2 separate regions of the Mus musculus genome follow, and region 1 is linked to region 2. Evidence: chromatin contacts called from ENCODE Hi-C data. All regions are on one chromosome and are shown on one strand. The core of a region is the stretch at or near the end of the contact, and the rest is flanking DNA. Distances in the headings are between cores, read along the strand shown.

The links. A loop is a pair of places that touch in the nucleus more often than their neighbours do.
Region 1: a map of heart shows a loop between it and region 2 (31-fold over the local background). The contact joins the promoter of Slc47a1 here to the promoter of Olfr319 in region 2. A Hi-C loop is called at or near these places in 3 of 37 maps with a recorded cell type or tissue (ES-E14, heart and left cerebral cortex).

Annotation. Positions count from the first base shown.
Region 1 is chr11:61,376,734-61,379,433 of GRCm38, forward strand. It overlaps Slc47a1 (solute carrier family 47, member 1), which reads right to left and starts at 1,342. Exons shown (of 17, transcript NM_026183.5): 1 at 1,180-1,342. The coding sequence starts at 1,314.
Region 2 is chr11:58,700,343-58,703,042 of GRCm38, forward strand. Olfr319 (olfactory receptor 319) reads left to right here and starts at 1,361. Exons shown (of 1, transcript NM_146500.2): 1 at 1,361-2,281. The coding sequence starts at 1,361. The coding sequence ends at 2,281.

The DNA of each region.
Region 1 (2,700 bases), core at 92-2,591, 2.7 Mb after region 2:
GTTCCCATGTAGGAAAAGTAGCCAGTTCCCCTCTATTAGCCTAGAACTGGGGATCACGTGACTAGAAGAGGGCATGAGCTCCAAATGCTGCTGCTGCTGCTATTTTTCCTCTTTGGGTTTCTGAAGCAGGAGCTCATGCTGTAGCCCAGGATGGCTTGGAACAGTAAGTCACTCTAGTCACCTTTCTGCCCCAGTCTCCCAAGCACAGAGATTCCAGGCCACGGCTACCACACCACACCTGATTCTTAGGAAGCTTTTCTGGCAGCAACTCAGTGAGACTAAGTTACGGCAAAGCTGACGGCTCATAGACTTCATAGAAAGGAGAACGGAGCTGTTCTGAGTCCGTGGGCTGTTCCCTAACATGCTTGGGAAGATCCACACAGGAACTGAACTTCAAGTCTGGAGACTGAGCACCGCAGAGGGCTGTGAGCTCCTATGCCTCTCCTGGACCTGTAGCTGATGGCTTCACCCTGGGCTTTGATCTTGCTTCTCTATGCCCTATCGTGTGTGTCAAGAGGGCACACATGCCGGGGCTCAGGGGCTCCCAGGTGCTTGAATGTCTGCCTCTTGGCCAAATGTTTATTCACTCAGACACACAGAGTGTGTCAGAGAAGTGGCTTTCTCACCCTTGAGGACTGAAAACCCCCAAACTGACAGAGAACAGAAGGCAGCACGTGTGTGATGTGGTTCTGTGGTTTGGGGGGTTTTTTTGTTTTTGTTTTTTTCCCACGTTGCTTCTAAAAGCCGAGATTGAGAGAGACCTAGTCTAATGAGTAAAATCGACCCCACTAATAAAAGCACTTCCTACCCAAAGGGAACCTCATTAAAACCTCAGATTTTGAGCGCAGCGCTTAGTGGAAGAGGAGCTGACACAGGATGCTTCTGCGTCAGACATTGGCTCTAGATTCCAAATAGTTTTGAAAGCCTAATTCTAAGGTGACAGTTTACCTTCCTGTTTCATGCCTCTGCCTGGAGAGAGACAGGTCTGAGTGCTTTTATTTTCAGGAACCCCTGGCTTCAGGGCGCACGCCAAGAGTCACTAGGCTCTGCACATCCCCATAGCTGTGGCCCGCTGCAGGCTCTTCGGGTCCCCAACCCCGCCAAGTCAGACCCTGAAATTTAGGTAACTGGGCCCCCAGTCCTCGGGGACCGGCCTGCAGCCGAGGCCACCTGACTCACCGCAGGACCCGCCAGGACCAAGAGTGCCCGCAGCTCCTCTAGGAAGCCGGGCAGCAGCAGGCAGCGTAGCCCACGGCGCTCGGACGCAGCGTCCGCGCCTCCCGGCCCGGGAGCGGACTCCTCCGTGCGTTCCATGTGGCCTCCGTGGTGTCAGGGCTCGGAAGCCGCACGAGGACCCACAGGCCTGGAAGACTCCAGTCCCCGCCCTCGGCCGCCTCCCCTAAACCCGCCCAGCGCCAGCCGAGGATCTGCAACCTTGGACTCACCCCTTGCCCTTGCAACCCCAAGGCCTGCGCATCTCCAAAGGCTAGCCAGCACCCTAATGTAGGAACAGAAAAGTTTGCAAAAGTGCTGGAAGCAAAAGGAAAGAGCGCGCTGAGGCAAGGACCTTCCAGTCGCTGTCGCTGTCGTTGCAAGGGAGCAGAGGGCACTTGAGAAATTAGGGTGTGGAAGGACTTAGAGTCCTGAGACATGATCCCACTACGGTCAGCCAAAGGTCCGATCGTGGTTCCGCTGTGGCCAGCAAATATTGGATCTGGCAGTAGTGGGTGTTCAAGGTCTCTGCTGTGCAGCTTGTGGTCAGCTCAACACACACTTTGCTATAGGTTTCTATAATCTCTCTCTCTCTCTCTCTCTCTCTCTCTCTCTCTCTCTCTCTCTCTCTCTCTCTCTCTCTCTCTCTCTCTCATTGTTCCATTAAAGTACATAACACCTACCAGGGGGAAAAGCAAGCCACATTGTCCGGGTAACACAGAAGTGTTCGCTGGTCTTGGATGGTCAGAAACAGGAGATACTGTGGCAAGAATATACAGGTTCAAGGGACACCTGCAGCCTGGAAAAATGCAGGCTTGTCACCAGGACCCTACTCTCCTCATCTGTAAACTCAAGATGCGTTTCCACAGTCCCACCCACTTGCAGCCCTGCACAGGAGGACTGACTCACAGATGTTAGCTCCAAGTCAAAGGTGACTCCTGTGAGAGAGGCTAAAGTCCCTTCTGTGGCAACTGGTCTTGAATAACAAATGTTTCTGCTCACTGTTAGTTTCACACTGCTGTGACAAAATATCCCAAAAGCAACTGAAGGGGAGAGGGATTGATTCTGGCCCGTGGTTTCAGAGGTCTCCATCCATGTCCAAGAAAGGATAGAGAGGAGTGTTTTCTTGCCTTGTGACAGCCAGGATACAGAGAGACAAAATGCTCTTCAAGGACATGCCTGTGTGATTCGCTCTCTGCAGCTAACCTAGTTTCCAGAGCCTTCCAAAGTGAGACCACCAGGTGGAGGAAGACCTCAGCATAAGAGTCTGTGAGAGGCGACAGTTCATATTCAACCCATACCCTCAGATAACCAGGGACTCTGGAGTCAGGATTTGGGGGTTGGTATTTAAGTATTTAGGGATGGAACCCATGCCCAGCTTCACACACACACTGAGCAAAAGTCCTACCTCTGAGCTACAGCCACGGGGAATCTACAGGTTTAAAAAAGATTGTTGTATCCCTGGGAGTAGAATACTTATCTAATATA
Region 2 (2,700 bases), core at 111-2,610:
TGAGTTACTGACCATGGTTAAACCATTGAATAGTAGAAGCCTGAGACATCTATCTTCAAATTTATACTAAACATGCAGGCCAGTGACACAGACCTATCTGCCTGGCAAGGCTGTGAGAAAAGGCAGTGCTGTAATGGAGGCATCTCCAATTTGCTGCTCATTTTGTTGATAGCAAACTCTTTGCTGAGTCTGTGATGGTCAGGAAAAATGCTGAATCACCTCATCTCTCTCCGTAAGGTTTGAGGCTGGCTGACAATTCCAATAGACAGTGCTATGTGTGGCTGAACTCATGCTGCTAGCCTTAGCTGTGACCCCCACAGGCAAATAGATCTGGATCACCACCCTAGAGCTATGATGCAGGACATTGCAATGTGCTTAGCATGAAATTTATTGTGGTGTGATCAACTGTTTCTCGATGTGTTTTTTAAATCCATTTTTATTGTAATTTACTCATTATTGACGTAGAGTGTGCTGACTTGTTGTGTGGCAAACTTCAAGTTGTTAATTTATTCTATGTTGAGTTCAAGTCCTGCATGCAGGACTAGGGATTTCGTTCAGCTGGGGAGTGTTCATGTACCCTGCAGCAAACCTTTGTTTGATCACGATTTCATAATGTGGGTGTGACAGTGCACACTTGTAATCCTAACACATGGGAGACAGAGGCAGGAGGATAACAAAATTGTGATTTTATTTTATGATTGTGGCTACATGGTGTTCCAAAACCAACATGAGCTACACAAAATTGTATTAAAAAAAATAAACCTTTTAAAAGTTCTTTCTGGCCGGGCGTGGTTGTGCATGCCTTTAATCCCAGCACTCAGGAGGCAGAGGCAGGCTGATTTCTGAGTTTGAGGCCAGCCTGGTCTACAAAGTGAGTTCCAGGACAGCCAGGGCTACACAGAGAAACCCTGTCCTGAAAAACAAAAACAAAAAACAAAACAAAAAAATTGAAAGTCCTTTCTCTGGTAAAAAAGAGCTGATTGTGACATGAATCCCTTACAAAGAGCTTGGAATATTTGTATTCATGAAGACCTTGATCAGGAAGAGCTTGCAGACCTCAAACTCGAGAAATGACCAGGAGAAATGAAGGGGATAGAGAAGAGATCCCATGACTTAATGCATGCATGCTACATGCACCCTCTGAAACATAAGCCTGACATTAGCATGTGTAACTATTAATTATTTTGCAGAAATTATAATATATAAAAATAACTAAAAGAACTGTTTTTCAATAGATGAAAGTGTAAAAGAAGGATAGAAGTGTTCCCTACAGCTAGTCCAGAAATGTATGCTCAAGGACAGTCCTCACCTGGCCACACCCTTTCCAGAGTACATCTGCTCTGATGGTTCAGTCTAAGCCATGGAGACAGGAAACCACAGCTGCGGGACAGACTTCACCTTGGTTGGTCTTTTCCAGTATGGACACATGGACACCTTCCTCTTCACAGTCATCTCCATCCTCTTTGCAGTGGCTCTCATAGGCAACATCACACTGGTCCTCCTCATCAGGCTGGATAGAAGACTCCACACCCCCATGTACTTCTTCCTCAGCCAGCTCTCCATCATTGACATGATGTGCATATCTACCACTGTGCCCAAGATGGGAGCTAACTTCATCTCAGACACCAAGGCCATTTCCGTTTTAGGATGTGAGATCCAAGTCTTTATGTTTATGAGTCTTGCTGGGTGTGAAGCTCTCCTGCTGGGCTTCATGTCCTATGACAGGTATATAGCCATCTGCCAACCCTTGCACTACCCTGTGCTCATGAGCAGGAAGATCTGCTGCTCCATGGTCGCCAGTGCCTGGAGCAGCAGCTCCATCAATGCTTTAGCGCATACAGTGTATGTGTTTCAACTTCCTTTCTGTGGGTCTAGGATGGTTAACCACTTTTTCTGTGAGGTTCCATCTCTCCTGCCACTTGTGTGTGAAGACACATCCCAATATGAGCATATGATTGTCATGAGTGTCCTTGTCCTTGTGTTGCTCCCCTTCCTGGCCATCCTAGCTTCCTATGCTCGGGTCTTGGTTGTTGTATTCCAGATGGGTTCAGGGCAGGGACAGAGTAGAGCTGTGTCCACCTGCTCCTCACACCTGACTGTGGCCAGTCTGTTCTATGTCACCGGTCTCTGCACCTACACCCAGCCACACTCCTTGCATTCTCCTGGAAGGGACAAAGTGGTGGCTGTGCTCTACTCAATCGTCACCCCTGTTCTGAACCCATTCATCTATAGTCTGAGGAACAAGGAGGTCATTGGGGCGCTGAGGAGACAAATGGGGTGATGGAAATTTACATGGGACTTTGGGGTGGACTGATCTAAAGTTAGTCTTGGACACTCTCTGGAATGATTTTAGGATTGATATTCTGGTGGAAGCTTATCAGCTTGTCTTGCTGAATGAACAAGAACCGGAATCTTTGCCCACACAGTGTCACACCGAGTTGATGGTTTAATCTGAATGTTGGCTCCTGGGGATACGGAAGGACTTTGTCTTTGTACCTGCCATCTCTGGCTGCCCATCAGCCTAGATTGGCTTTCCACTGATTTTCTTACCATCTGCCCTGGTGCAAGGTACCACGGCTTCTCCAACTGTGGCATTCTATACAGTTGCCTGTTCCACACTTGCCTTCCACTTTCTCTGGAAGCCCCTTCTGCAGTTTATGATTATAGCTATACTTGTGCAGATATTTTACATAAATCTGG